2 separate regions of the Homo sapiens genome follow, and region 1 is linked to region 2. Evidence: chromatin loops called from intact Hi-C (ENCODE). Cell type or tissue: A673. All regions are shown on one strand.

Evidence for each region. Peaks named below come from ENCODE experiments on the same cell type or tissue, not always from the same donor. Only the 100,000 strongest peaks of a DNase experiment are listed, where the experiment ranks them.
Region 1: it touches region 2 in a loop (5-fold over the local background); 10 of 110 quality-filtered maps call a loop at or near these places.

The regions. Positions count from the first base shown.
Region 1 is chr7:30,979,612-30,987,611 of GRCh38, forward strand. LOC105375222 (a long non-coding RNA gene) reads left to right here and starts at 4,213. Exons shown (of 3, transcript XR_927160.2): 1 at 4,213-4,748. RefSeq lists a silencer at 4,088-4,247 and an enhancer at 4,857-5,382. In A673, a CTCF peak has its summit at 4,157 (motif pointing right); a DNase peak (open chromatin) is centred at 4,190.
Region 2 is chr7:31,630,913-31,638,912 of GRCh38, forward strand. All of the region lies in intron 10 of ITPRID1 (ITPR interacting domain containing 1), which reads left to right. It also overlaps a transcript of PDE1C not described here. Among named protein-coding and RNA genes, the nearest start is that of PPP1R17, 52 kb to the right of the region's middle. In A673, a CTCF peak has its summit at 3,193 (motif pointing left); a DNase peak (open chromatin) is centred at 3,189; H3K27ac peaks cover 1,017 bases.

The DNA of each region.
Region 1 (8,000 bases), 650 kb before region 2:
GTTCATCATTCCTCAGTTCATGCTACATTATGATTATTTATCTGTGCAAGGGGCCTCTTGTTTTATTTATTCTTAAAATGTACTCTCTTTTGCCTTCACCACTCCCATTCGCCTCCTCTCACAGGCAAAGAGAGCATGCTTAATGTGAATACTTGTGTTTCTGTGTGTCTTGCAAAATACGTGGTGTTTTGTGTGTCTGTACTTTAATTTACATAAATGCTGTTGGTCATATGCCTCATCCTGCTTCTAACGTTTCCCCCTCAGCACTGTGCTTTTAAGAGATGCTCCCGGGGTGGACGCGGTGGCTCATGCCTGTAATCCCAGCACTTTGGGAGGCTGAGGAAGGCAGATCACCTGAGGTCAGGAGTTCGAGACCAGCCTGGCCAACATAGCGAAACGCTGTCTCTACTAAAAATGCAAAAAATTAGCTGGGTGTGGTGGTAGGTGCCTGTAGTCCCAGCTACTTGGTAGGCTGAGGCAGGAGAATTGCTTGAACCCGGGAGACGGAGGTTGCAGTGAGCCGAGATCACGCCCCTGCATTCTAGCCCGGGCGACAAGAGCGAAACTCTGTCTTAAAAAAAAAAAAAAAAAAGAGAGAGAGATGCTCCCGTGTTTCCCTGCATACATCTGGTCTGTCGTTTTGGCTGTATGTGGTGCTGTGTAGAGTCATCACCCACGTGTTACTGTCCTGTCCTGTCTCCCCTGCACTCTAGTGAACATGCACATGCCGGTCCCCTCCAGGATCTGTGAGAGTGAGCCTCTGTCCGGGACTCACACCCAGGAGGAGCAGTGCTGGGCATCCGTTATGCCACCTGTTGATGTGATTCGGAGGTGCCAGATTGCATGCTTCAGTTCTGCACTCCCACTAGCAGCTCTTGAGGTCCCTAAGTCCCACAGCCCCACCAACACTTGGCATTACCCAGCTTTGTAATGTTCACCAGCCAAATGGGTGTAAAGTGCCATGGCACTGTTGTCCTAATTTGCATCTCCCTGATATCTAATGGGTGTAAACATCTCTTGCTGTACCCGCTTGCCTTTTGGGTTTCTTCTTCTGGAAATTGCTTGAGTCTCTTTCCCTATTTTCCTCTGGAGTGGAGATGCCTCAACTCCAGGTCTTTCTCTTACGTCGTCCCCATTGTGTGCCCTCCTGGGTCCCAGCATACTGCCTGCTGTCCCCCACCCAACTGAGGACTCCCTTAATGTAACACATCTACATAGTCTGTCCCTCTTCCAACCTCCTTCTTGGCAGCGGGGAGGAGAAGGAGACCCAGGCTCTGTCCGTGGGGACCTATTTATTGACTGACAGTGGTGGAGGGAGATTCCAGTACAGAGAATAGGCCTACTCGGGCTGATCGCCAGGTGCCATTTGCCTTGTCCTGGTCCTTGCCTGGGTGCCTCTCTTCTCTGTGATCCCCTGCATGGTGGCCCTCTCCTCTGCACGGAGGATCTAGCTTGTCCTCCATGGCCTGCCTGGACCAGGTATCTTTTCTCATGCACTGGGAACAGAAGGAGTAGGCATCCTTTACCTGTGCTGGCTCACAAGTGTGTATCTGGTGGACGCAGCAGATGGACATCCTCCTTCCTTACAGTCGTGAGAGTTCCAGGGAATGGAGACACAGCTACATGAAGCCCAAGGCCACATTGTTGCCCATGACGCCCGGCTGCCTGGCACCTTCCTGGTCAGACAAATGTCAAAGTGCGGGCCCAGTCTGAAAACCCATCATATTCAGTCTCAAATCATAAAAGTAATTCATATTCATTGCAGGCATTTAGGAGATACAGAAGGATTTTTTAAAAAATCAATCATCATCTTATTACCAAGACATTCACCATAGATACTTTTGTATGTTTCCAGAAAGATTTTTTTTCTGTGTTTTGGAAGTAGCTTGAGATTATATTTGTAAAATTTCATATGATTTGTATGCATTAAAACAATATACATTATATATAGATGGCCAATAATCACTTGAAAAGATGTTCGATATCATTAGTCATTAGGAAAATGTAAATCAAAACCACAATGCAATATTGTTTCATGTCCATGAGGATGGCTAAAAGGAAAACAAAATAGCCAATAACAAGTATTGGCAAGAATGTGTAGAAATTGGAACCCTCATGCATTGCTGGTGGGACCAGAGAATTGTCAGGTGCTTTGGTAAAAAGTTGCACAGTTGCTCACAAAGTCAAACACTGAATTATTCAGAAAATCCACTCCTAGGTATATAGGCAAGGGAATTGAAGATGTATGTCTACACAAAACTTGTACATGAATATTCATAACATCATTATTCATAGTAGCCAAGAAGTAGAAACAACCTAAACATCCATCAACTTATGAATGAATTAACAAAATGTGGAATATCCATACGATGGGATATTAGCTCCATTATTTCTGTTTGAGGTAATGAAAAGTTCTAAAATTAGATCGTGATGATGGTTGCAAACTCTGAGAATACACGAAAACCACTGAATTGTACACTTTAAAATGGTGAATGTTGTGGTACGTGAATTCTATCTCAATAAAGCAGTTATTAAAAATGAGTAAATGAGTGTTTGCTGGAGAACATTTGCAGACAATTTTTCCGCTACATAATTTGAAAAGTCTATATAATATTATTTATTTAGCCAATAGTTATTTAACATATTTTATTCGTGAAAGTTTCTGTCGATTTTAAAAATAAATATTTATTACAAAAATATTAGCTAGGCATGGTGGCGGGCACCTGTAGTCCCAGCTACTCGGGAGGCTGAGGCAGGAGAATGGTGTGAACCTGGGAGGCAGAGCTTGCAGTGAGCTGAGATCACACCACTGCACTCCAGCCTGGGCGACAGAGCGAGACTCCGTCTCAAAAAAAAAAAAAAAATTGTGATGATAAACTTCCTTGCATACATTTTTTTCATGTATACCTCAAAAAGACAAAAACTTAAACTCCTAGACCTTCAGAATAAATTATCCTAATGTGGAAGAATGTTTGAACCAATGCAATGCACATGATAAGTCTTTTAGTACCTGTTGGCAAATTGCCTCCCAGAAAATTGGTCTAGAGAATTCTTGCACAAACAATATAAGTGTTACAGTTTTTCTGCATTGTTATTATTTTTTGAGACAGGGTCTCACCTGTAGACCAGGCTGGAGTGTAGTAAAGTGATCACAGTTCACTGCTGCCTCAACCTTCTGGGCTCAAGTGATCCTCCCGCTTCAGCCTTCCCAAGTAGCTGAAACTACAGGCATGCACCACCATACTGGCTAATTTTAAAATGTTTTTGTAGAGACAGGGTCTCAGTACATATTGCCCAGTCTGGTCTCAAACTTCTGGGGCTCAAGCAATCCTCCTGCCTTGGTCTCCCAAGTGCTGGAATTACAGGCGTGAGCCAGTGTGCCTGGCTGGCATCATTATATGTTTCTCTGAGTTTTAACTGGTGTTAGCACTGTTAGTAATGGTGTTAGCATAGTGGTGATAGTAGTTAGTGTTAGTTAGCTTGGTTAGTGCTCTTTAATACTAGTTGTGACTAATTTTAGTGGTTAGCAGTTGGTAGAGTTAGTGGCTAGTTAGTGGTTAGCATTAGTTAATGTTAGTGGTTAGTGTTGGTGATTAGTTACCAGTTAGTTTAGCAGCTAGCTGTTAGTGTTAGTTAATGTTATTTAGTGGTTAGTGTTACTGGTTAGTTAGCAGTGAGTAGTTAGTGGCTAGTTAGTGTTGGTGGTTCATTAGTGATTAGTGTTAGTGGCTGGTTAGCAGTGAGTGGTTAGCGTTAGTTAATGTTAGTTGGTGGTTAGTTAGCCATTAGTGTCAGCAGTGAGTGTATGATATTGGCAGTGGCAGAAGCAGCTCACTCTGTGAACTGTCCATCCCTCGCCTACAGGTTTCACAATGGCTGCAGGTTCACCACTTGCTCCCTTTTAGTTTCAACTGGAGCCTCAAATTCCTATCACTTCTCTTGTCTCTCCCATGACAGGGATTCGCAGACTGGGCCTACGATGCAGATTCCTGGGCAGATCCTTTGACTGGCAAGCTCTTCCTCTCTCAGGACTCCAGCTTCCACAACTGAGCGGGGGGGTGGGGGGAGTTGCTCAGGAGATGATGTCTGAGGACGTCTCACCAGGGACACTGGATGGGAAGCAACGAGCTAGGCTGAGAAGCGCAATGATCATCCTGGCCACCAGGTGGCAGTCTAACTGCAGCCAAGAGCCCTGGCTGGGCCGACGGTGCTGCCTGCCTGAGCTGACGCTGGAGATGGACGCAGGACCCCTGCGGCCTGACTGGAGCTCAGCGAGCCGAAGGGGCTGGTGGAGAAGGGGCTGCTGGTCTGGGCAGCCTAGGTTGGGAGGGAGGGTCATGGCGGGAGTGTGGAGGAGCAAGACATCCCCACGCCCCCCGCCCCCTGCCCCAGACCCCAGTGTTGATGAATAAGAAGCGGATTAAGAAGAGTGAGAGCTGAAGAGACAGGAGAATCAGGGACCACGAGAGCCCGTGCAAGATCCGGAGCACAGGGGCTTCCCTGGGTCCCAGGCTTTCTGCAGGACTCACCCCCAACTACCCCGGTGTCCTCCTTCCAGCCAGCCTCCCCGCGGGTCCTGAGAGGAGAGTTTCCTAAAGAGAAGGAAGAAACTCGGACTTCCCTCCTGTTATGTTCGGGCTCCTCTGTGAGAAAGAGGAGGAGAGAGGAAAATGAAGGGCCCATTCTCTGTCCCCAGAGAGCCCCCAGGAATGTTGGGAAGATCTGCAAGGATGAGCCTGAACCTAGAGGTGAGAACTGGTGTGCCGGGCTCAGACTCTCTGGGATGTGGGAGCTCCGAGGACTGGGTGTGAGTGTGGGCAGGAGCAGTCAGGGAAGGCTTCCTGGATGAGGGGACTCAGGCAGGGAGTGTAGACCCTAGAGCCCCACCAGGCCAGGCTGCGCAGTGGTCCCTTTCTACCGTTTGCTGGGCAGGAAGCGGAATGGGGTTGATCTCAGTTTAGAGAGCAATACGTGGAGGAAAGTTCCGGTAGGAGGGTGGTATCGGGCCCAGGCTTCGTTCTCCCCAGGGACTTTCATGACATTCCTGCTAGGGCTCTGGGTCTGCTGGGCACACATTTATCCATGTGGTGAGTGTTCACTGAGTATCTGGGGAACACGCACCTTGCTAGAGTCTGAAAATACAGCTACAAGCAACCCCCAAATGTTCCCCTACACAAGGGGCTTAGGGTCTGGTTGGCAATGGCCAATTTTACATGTCAATATGACTTGGCCACAGGATGCCTGGGTATCCGATTAGTCATTGTTTGTGGGTGTGTCTGTGGCGGTGTTTCTGGAAGGGCTTAGCATTTGAATTGGCAGACTGAGTAAAGCCATGGCCCTCCCCAGTGAGCAGGCACCAGCCAACCCTTGAAGTTCTGAATAGAAAAAAAAAAAAAAAAAAGGCAGAGGAAGGTTGAACTTGAGCTTTCTCTGCCTGGATGTTGAGCTGGAACATCTATCTTCTGCCCTCCAGGATCCTGGTTCTTAGGCCTTCGAATATACCACCCGCCCTCTGGGGTCTCTGGCTTGCAGAGGGCAGATTGACTTCTCAGCCTCCATAATTGCATGAGTCAATACCATACAATAAAGCTCTTTCTACACTGTGTGTGTGTGTGTGTGTGTGTGTGTGTGTGTGTATGTGTGAGGGGTGTGTATATAAAATGTTGGTTTTATTCTCTGGAGAATCCTGACTGATACAGAAGGCATTATTTAGGGCTCTCTGTTGCAGACAACAGGACCCACTCTGGCTGAGTTAAGCAAAAACATGACAAGTTTAAGGACATCAGGTAGCTCCCCTGTCTCTAGGAGGGCCTGAGCTCAGGCCCAGAGGCAGTGCCCATCCCACACCAGGGGGCTACTGTGGCAAATTCCTCATTTCACCACTTTTGGTCATGGACACAGCTGCTCACACCACCAACACCAGGGACAGAATGCCAGAACCACCACATGGCTCTCCTGAAAAGCCAAACTCCTTCCCTGCCACGCTGGCCAAAAATTTGATTCCACCTGGCACCAGCTCCCTCTTATTGCTGTCTTCTGGATCTAAGTCCCACAGAGTTACCCCTGATGGCACAGTCCAGTGACCCTGCCCACTAGCTGCAAGGAAGGCTGGTACAGCAAGCTCAGACCTCTAGCTTGGAGAGGGCCCTCCTACTGTGGCAAGGTTCTCAGGCACAAGAAGGGTGTTCAGAATATGCTGGCTGGCCACAAGCATGACAGATGTGTGGCACCAAGAGGCAAGCACACCATTCAAGCAATCACATAGTAACGGTGACGGATGCAGAAAGAACAGCAAAGTGTTGGGAGAACAAATATCTAGATGACCAAACCTAGACCGGAAGTGTAAAAAATAAAAAGGCTTCCTGGAGGAAGTGACAGCTAAGCTGAGATTGGAACCATGAGAATGAGTTGGCCAGGAAAAGAAGTGGATTAAAAAAAAAAAACAACCAGGTAGAGGAAACAGCACGTGTGAAGGCCCCGAGGTGGGAAGGAGCTCGGCGTGGGAAGAGATGCAAGTTAGCTACTGTGGTTGGATCTTAGGGAGAAAAGGGGAGCGTAGAGCGGGCGGCACCCAGATCACGCAGGGTCAGGAAAGCTATGCTAAGGTTTCATCCCAAAAGGTACTGAAGTGTGTGATGTGACGAGGCTTAGGTGTTTTAAATGATCGCTCTGGCTGGTATACGAAGACTGAATTTCAGGCAGAGACCTCCGCTGGAAGCAGGGAGGCTGGAAATGGAGACACGTACTAGGGTGATAGTGATGGAAAAGATAAGGACCAAGTCCAAAGCTGTCTAACTCAGGGGTGAAACTGTGTGAGAGCAAGAAGACGGACGGAGGCGTCCCACAAGCCTACTGGAATGAGGAGAGACAGAGAGGAGCAAGCTTTTGGGGGAAGAGCAGGAGCTCAGTTTGGGCACATTGGGTTTGGGGTGCACTGAGACAGCCAGCAGGGTGCCAAGGAGCGGGCTGGAGTGAGGAGCGAGGCCCAGCTCAGAAGTGGAGTTCATGAGTGGCCAGTATATTGGTGGCGTTTGATGCCAAGGGCATAGGTGGGGCCACCCCGCAGTGAGAGTGAGGAGCAGGATGAGAAGGGGACTGAGGGCTGAGCCTGGAGGGATCCACACATTCACAATCCCACGGGGGAGCAGGAGCCCCCAAAGGAGGCGGAGCAGGGGAAGGAGTGCTCAGAGAGGTGGGAGGAGAACCGGATGAATGTGGGATCCTGGGGCCCCAACCAAGATTGTCCCAGCGAGGGGCTGCTGAGCCGGCCGAGTGCTGCTGAGCCGCCTTTGTGAGAGGATTTGGAGGCGCAGCTCACAGCGAGAGCGGATTTGGCGGAGGATGGACTCGGAGGCTGGGCTCAGGGGTGCTGAGAGGGAGCGGCTGGGGCAGCCCAGGAGAACAACCCTTTACCGAGGCTCCTCTGGGAGGGCGGGGGGAGCCAGAAGGGAGCGGGAGGAGTCATTTGGTTTTGTTGTAAGAGGACAGCCTGTAAAAATGCTAAGAAGTGGATATGGGAGTCACTGAAAAGTGGGGGGCACGTCATGGAGCGGGGTGGTTGAGAAGGAGTGAGAAGGCAGGTCCTGAACCCAGTGTGGGGGGCCTTGGCTGAGAAAGGGGACTCTGCCCCAGAGGCTGGCAGGTGGGTGTGTGGCCTGGGGGTGGGCAGGAGAGGGAGGCCAACTGCTGGCTCCTGCATTCGTCATGAAGGTGAGGTTCCTGGCCTGCTGGGGGTGGGCGCCAACAGGGGGTGGGAGTGGAGAGCGGGTGGGTCTTGAGAGTGCAGAAGACGGAAGCAGCTGCGGCAGAGGTGGGAGGACAAGCCAGTAGGGAAGAATATACAGTTGCCAGGCCATGCTGGCGGGCCAGCTCCCCCAAGAGCGGAAACTTGGAGTGAGACCACTTTTTCTGGGTGGAATATCTGGTACAGACAAAAGTGACTTGGGCTTATTCAGGGTTGGGTTTTGCCCCAAAGGCTGAGGCACCAGGGACTTGTAGGT
Region 2 (8,000 bases):
ATGAAATAAGACCAAAGCTAGGATGAGAGGTAGAAACAGTCTTTTTAGAGAATATGGAAGGAACATAAATTGTTCAGTTGGTGACATTAGAAAAACAAGTTATTAACTCAAGAAGTAGGTATCCAGAAATATCAATAACTATTGAAGAAATTAAAAGTTTTTAAAAAGTTTCATCTTTTAAGGTATACCATTGTCAGCAGTTTTATGGCTAAGCTCTTTTAACATTATAAGAAAATAATACTACCTAAGCCTTCCAAACTGCGGAAGAGCAGATAAAAAAAAAGAGAAACCTATCAATTGTTTTTTACAGAAGTGGCACAATTATGCTACCAAAATCTGGGGGCAAAAGGCATGTGCTCACAAACACATATGCGTGCGTGCACACACAGACACACAAATCATAATTTTTGATAAGAAAAATTCACATTATATGAAAAACAAGATATAAAATGTGTATTAGGATTATTATTTTACAAAACACAGACATATAAATGTGCACAAACAAAATGCCCTAAATACATAGAAAGATTTTAGTCATTTTCTTACGTGGTTAGGTTATAATGATCTTTATTTTTTATTTATGATTTTTTATTTTTCCAAATTTTCTTTACCACCTTGTATTACTTCTATCATACTGAAAAGCAAGAGTATTGAGCCAAAGATAAGTTAATTTTACAGAAGCGGATTTTTCTTTAATGATGAAGGAAGGTTATTTTGACTGAAGAACAAAGGGACTGCTAGACCTGGAGCAACGGAAGGAAGGAAAGAAGGGAGGAAGAAAGGAAGGGAAGAATTCCTAGGCTGTAAGACCTTGAAACCAAAACCTCAGGAGAGTGCTAATGGAAGTAATTCAAATGTTACGTAGAAATCTTCATAGGATAGAGACTCTTCTGCCTGAGACTTTTGGCATAGAAAAATAATTAGCTTGTCTCAGGATTATTTTCAATAACTACTACTATTTTCAGTCTTTCTTCGGTTTTAGGATGAGAGTCAAGATATATACAAGCTCCGTGATGGCAGGTACCTTTGATGACGCCGGCCGACCAGTGTCCAGCACAGCAGAGGGCCCTGCAGGTCCCAGTGACCACCTGTTAGGAATGAAGGCTTCCAGTAGAAGGTTCCACCATGCTCTTTCCCTGTGGCTTATTCTCTTCAGAATATTAACAGTGACTTGTCCTACAGCAAGAATGTTTTTCAATGCCATAGACAACACAGATCAATTTCAGAATGAAGATTAAAATTATCCTTGACAGAGGCAGGGCGTGGTGGCTCACACCTGTAATCCCAGCACTTTGGGTGGCTGAGGCAGGTGGATCATGAGGTCAGGCGATCAAGACCATCCTGGCTAACACGGTGAAACTCCATCTCTACTAAAAAAACAATAAATTAGCCAGGCGTGGTGGCACGTGCCTGTAGTCCCAGCTACTTGAGAGGCTGAAACAGGAGAATCGCTTGAACCCGGGAGGCAGAGTTGCAATGAGCCGAGATTGTGCCACTGCACTCCAGCCTGGGTGACAGAGCGAGACTCCTTCTCAAAAAATAAATAAATAAAAATAAAAATTATCCATGACAGGATGGAACCATGGTCCCAAACAAGCTAGATCAAATTTCACAAGGATATAAACTAAACCATTCACTTAGGTTTCTAAACATTTATTTATTGATTTCAAAATAGAGACTGATATCAGTGTAACCCAACACTGGGAACACAACTTCTGACTAAACTAACACAACCTTAGGCTGTGTGTATGGAAGTGAAATCTAGCAGCAGGAAAAGAGCAGTCCTCCTCGTTTCCATGTTGGTCAGACCGTCATCCCTACTACTGAAGCCCAGCTGGGTGACAGGTTTTACAGCAAGCATTAAGTAAGAGCCTATTCAAAAGTACAAGACACAAACAGCCTGAAAAGCCTGCCCTGTGAGAGCTGATTTAAAGGGTCTGGGGAGATTTTTATTTTTATTTATTTATTTATTCATTCATTTATTTATTTATTTGAGACAGAGTCTCACTCTGTCGCCAGGCTGGAGTGCTGTGGCGCGATCTTGGCTCACTGCAACCTCCGACTCCCTGGTTCAAGTGATTCTCCTGCCTCAGCCTCCCGAGTAACTGGGATTACAGGTGGGCACCATCATGCCCAGCTAATTTTTGTATTTTTAGTAAAGACAGGGTTTCACCATGTTGGCCAGGCTGGTCTCTATCTCCTGACCTCGTGATCTGCCTGCCTCAGCCTCCCAAAGTGCTGGGATTACAGGCGTGAGCTACCGCGACCGGCCAGGTCTGGGGAGATTTACGCTGAGGAGAAAGGCCTGGAGAGTCCAAGCGAGCTGTCTTTGGGAAAGGAGTTCGACACATTCTGCACTACTCCAAGGAGCAGAGCTATGACCGACAAATGTAAAATGCTAAGGTAGAGGTGGCCAATACAAAGACGAATTTCCTAAAACGTATGATGCTCTCTGACCAGATAGGAGTCATTGCTTGTCACCAAAAGTGAGTAAGCACTAGCTAAATGACCATCTATAAGGAGTGTTCTGGAAGGGAGGTGGCACCATCCTGTCTTCCAACCTGGGGAACATAGAGAGGTTTTGTTTGTTCTACAAAACATTGAAAATTAATTTTGTAAAATGCCTTAGAAGGAACAACTGCTCTCTGGTCTGAACAATTCACACTACCGCCCATTGTCCTGAAGTCTAGCTGTTTCACATATTTATGCCACCTGCCCAGCTCTTAAAGGCATTGGCATTTGCCTAATCTCTAATGTCCATTCCAACTCTAGGCTAACTTGCTTGGTGACTCAGCTTCACCACAGAGCTGTCACAGAATTTTGTACCATTGGAGGACAGAAGAGATAGGAACTTGACCATAAAATAGTTAAAGTAGAATTGATTGATGAAGACAGTTAACTTCAAACAGTCTGAGGTTGAAACATTTCTCTTGCTCTACACAACTTTATCACACTTGACACCCCATCACCTCTGCTTTTTCTCCCTCTTCCCATGTAACTTTCAATTTTATAGCTTCTGTGAACTCAGACTATTTTAAACAGGAACTTTCCACCTAGAATTCAGAAGCTTTTATTACCAGACCAGCCCAGCCCAGAAAAGCAGGTTGACTTTTCTTACTAATTTTAGCCATTCCAAAGGTCCTTTGGCAGGGACCAGGTTCTTCCACTCTGTGGTTGGTGTAATGCTGCCATCTGGTGATTATTCCCACAAAGTGCCTGAGGCGTCTGTCTCCTCCTAGGCAGAAATGTTTCCCAACTTACAAGTCAGTAGAGTAGTCCTGCCCCAAGCAGGGTCCCCCTAATTGGGAGGGTAAAATTCATCTCCATGAAGACACTTGTGTGCTGAAAATGGTAATTTCTAATTAATATTAGTATTAACCATGATTATTATTAATGATACGAAGATTGAGTTATAACAGATAATATTAATAATGATGTCCTGCAGCAAAAATTTACATATAACATTATGTAGCCTATATATTATTAGAAATATATTACTGGATATTATCCTTATTGCAACCCCACAAGTAACATAGTATTACCATATTCATTACTTTCCCTATGAGGGGACAGACTCAGAGAGAGTAAGAGGCAAGCTCCAGATCACACAGCCTCTAAGTAGGAGAGTCAGAATCAGACTCCAGTAGAGCAGGCTTCAAATTTTCTAGATGGTTCAGCATGGAGCCTAACTAGATTTCAATAGCATCCAGTGTACAGAAGTGGACCCCCTTAAGCTATGGGATAGGCAGGATGGGGGAACCAGCAGTCTAAGGAGGCATGAAAAAAATTGTGCAGGGCTTGGTGGTGGTGAAGGATTCCATTTACACAACTGGTTTGGAACAGGATTCAGCTGGCAATAGAATGCTTAGGTGATAAGATCTAGCTGGAGGAAAAGGACTGGTAGGTGCCAGGTGGGAAGTCAAGGCCCCACTGGAGCAGAGTAAGGAAGAACTGTGGCTCCTTCGGCATATTGAGTGCCTAGGGAAAATGCCACTGAGGGCAATGAGACGTCTCAAGTTCCCCTAGTCTTGGCTTAGCTAGCTGAAGGAACTGGGTGGGGTGGGATTGGCCAGGCGTGCTGGTACCACTGCCATTACTCTTGCCAGATGCCATATTGCCTTCCCTAAAGGCAATGTATTACATATTAGGTGTGATATGTTATATTACATATTAGGTGTGAGGGTGTGGGAGTGATAAATGATGTACATTTGTATTTGTCTGTTTGTTTAATAATCCATCATGGCCATTCTGAGCTAGGTGATTTCTCATCCTTTGTCTCATTTAATTTCTATGACTCTAAGGGAATATTTAGAATTTGGAAATCCTACATCTAGATGTGCATAGTCTGGTTGTTGAGAAGGTACTCTATAAAGAGAAAGGATTTTTAGCCTCTTGAAGAAACTAAACCATCAGTAACCTGGCCCACATTTTGCTTGGTGAATCTCTCAAAACGATTGACATGCAGGCATTTCACTTCTAAAACAAACACAAGATAAATAAGCCTCTACACCTGAGAGAACTATGCCCAATTCCACCATTTGATCTCATCATTCAAGTGAGGTTCCCAATGTCTGATTTTTTATTGCTTGAGTTTCAAACATTGGTTTGTTTTTTGTGCTTTACACAAGTACAGTTAATGAAAGGCAACAGTTATATCACAAGTATACCTCTTTTGGAGGAAATTACTCTTTCTACCTTTTAGGGACCCTTTGTAGTTGTTTATTTTCATTTGGACCAGTGTATTAGGCCGTTCTCATGCTGCTATGAAGAAATACCCAAGACTGGGTAATTTATGAAGAAAAGAGGTTTAAATGAGAACACATGGACACAGGGAGGGGAACACCACACATTGGGGCTTGTAAGGGGAGGGCGGGGGTCAGAGGAGAGGAACAGGAAAAATAGCTAATGCATGCCAGGCTTAATACCTAGGTGATTGGCCGATAGGTGCAGCAAACCACCATGGCACAAGTTTACCTATGTAATAAACCTGCACATCCTGCACACATACCCTGGAACTTAAAATAATTTTTTTTAAAAAAAGAAAAGAGGTTTAATTGACCCACAGTTCTGTGTGGCTGGGGAGGCCTCAGGAAACTTACAATCACGGCAGAAGGCACTTTTTCACAGGGCAGCAGGAGAGAGAATGAGAGCTAGCAGGGGAAATGCCAGATGCTTATAAAACCATCAGATCTCATGAGAACTCACTCACTGTCACAAGAATAGCATGGGGGTGGCAAACCGCCCCCATAATTCAATTACCTCCCACCAGGTCCCTCCCATGACATGTGGGGATTATGGGAACTACAATTCAAGATGAAATTTGGGTGGGGACACAGCTATGCCATATCAACCAGACTGGTATAAACTAGCCAGCACATGGACAAATGGGCTCTAACATATCACTCTGTGCTAGTGTTCTAACGTATAATTTCATCCATTCATTGTAAGAGGGTTAATAGCAAACATTGCATATGAAGCTTATATTCAAGAATAGTAACTGCTTCGAGATTGTTTGAAAAGTTGAAATAATAATAATGATGTATGGAGAGTCCTTCAGTTTGTTGTACAAGTCTTGCATCAAAACATATAGAAAAAGCAATAGGTTCGAAAGTCTGTCTTGTCCATCTTTTACCAAGGCTCAACCTCTTCTGCTGAATATCTTTGGTTCCCCTAATGCCTATATAGTCTGGGAGTGGGAGTGAGAAGTGGAAGTTAGTCCTGTCTCACGCTCTCCTATCCCATACTTTGTCTACTGCAGAGGGAGAACTAACAGGCTGTGGGCCCAGAAGCACATAAAGGGATCTTTTTTTTTTAAAAATTTTATTATTATTATACTTTAAGTTTTAGGGTACATGTGCGTAATGTGCAGGTTTGTTACATATGTATACATGTGCCATGTTGGTGTGCTGCACCCATTAACTCATCATTCAGCATTAGATATATCTCCTAATGCTATCCCTCCCCCCTCCCCCCTCCCCCCACCCGACAACAGTCCCTGGTGTGTGATGTTCCCCTTCCTGTATCCATGTGTTCTTATTGTTCAGTTCCCACCTATGAGTGAGAACATGCGGTGTTTGGTTTTTCATCCTTGCGATAGTTTGCTGAGAATGATGGTTTCCAGCTTCATCCATGTCCCTACAAAGGACATGAATTCATCATTTTTTTATGGCTGCATAGAATTCCATGGTGTATATGTGCCACATTTTCTTAATCCAGTCTATCGTTGTTGGACATTTGGGTTGGTTCCAAGTCTTTGCTATTGTGAATAGTGCCGCAATAAACATACGTGTGCATGTGTCTTTATAGCAGCATGATTTATAGTCCTTTGGGTGTATACCCAGTAATGGGATGGCTGGGTCAAATGGTATTTCTAGTTGTAGATCCCTGAGGAATCGCCACACTGACTTCCACAATGGTTGAACTAGTTTACAGTCCCACCAACAGTGTAAAAGTGTTCCTATTTCTCCACATCCTCTCCAGCACCTGTTGTTTCCTGACTTTTTAATGATCGCCAGTCTAACTGGTGTGAGATGGTATCTCATTGTGGTTTTGATTTGCATTTCTCTGATGGCCAGTGATGATGAGCATTTTTTCATGTGTCTTTTGGCTGCATTAATGTCTTCTTTTGAGAAGTGTCTGTTCATATCCTTTACCCACTTTTTGATGGGGTTGTTTGTTTTTTCTCGTAAATTTGTTTGAGTTCATTGTAGATTCTGGATATTAGCCCTTTGTCAGATGAGTAGATTGCGAAAATTTTCTCCCATTCTGTAGGTTGCTTGTTCACTCTGATGGTAGTTTCTATTGCTGTGCAGAAGCTCTTTAGTTTGATTAGATCCCATTTGTCAATTTTGGCTTTTGTTGCCATTGCTTTTAGTGTTTTAGACATGAAGTCCTTGCCCATGCCTATGTCCTGAACAGTATTGCCTAGGTTTTCTTCTAGGGTTTTTATGGTTTTAGGTCTAACATGTAAGTCTTTAATCCATCTTGAATTAATTTTTGTATAAGGTGTAAGGAAGGGATCCAGTTTCAGCTTTCTACAGATGGCTAGCCAGTTTTCCCAACACCATTTATTAAATAGGGAATCAGGAAGTTCATGTGGAAAATTCTTCAGGATGGGCTGCCCTCTCAACAGGTTATTAAGCAGAGGGGCTCCCACCAAAGTGTGCAGGGCCATTTGCATAGTACTGAAAAAACATTTAAAGTTCTGCATTGAGCTTTTGAAAGGTTACTGCAAGAATCATCATGAATTTTGTACCCACAGTTGATATAAGGAGGAAAACGGGTGGTATTTTTGCTAACCCTAAAGGAAACTGAAAAGTTTTAATATGGATTGAACTAATTATAACAAAGGCAGTGAAGTCTTAAATATTACACTAGTAAATTTCTTATAATAAATATATAGTGAGTATACACTATTTCCTCTGACAACACTAAACAGCTGTTCTATTACTCAGGTTAAAGGCTCTGTAAAAGTCGCACATCAGAGTTAAAGGAAAATCAGGCAGCACCTTTTCTACAAACTATCCGGTTTTATAATAACAGGTGTTTATGTTTGTAGACTTTTCTAGGTTTTTGTTATAAATCCCACACGACATTGTTAATTTTTTTTGTTTAAATAGTCAATTATCTTTTTTAAAGATGTAGATAATAAATAAATAAAATATTCAGTGCTTACCCACATGATTTTTCCTTTCAATACCCTAAAGATGTTACTCAACTGTCTTCTTACTTGGATTATTTCCAATGAGAAATCTGCCATCCTTATCTTTGTTAACTCGATATGTAATGTTCCTTTTCTCTGGTTGATTTTAAGGGTTTTTATAAAAAGTCATTGGTGTTGGGTAATTTTTCTTTCTTTTGTTTTTCGTTTGTTTGTTTTTTTGAGATGGAGACTTGCTCTGTCGCCCAGGCTGGAGTGGAGTGACCCAATCTCAGCTTACTACAACCTCCACCTCCCAGGTTCGAGCAATTCTTTTGCCTTAGCCTCCCAAGTAGCTGGG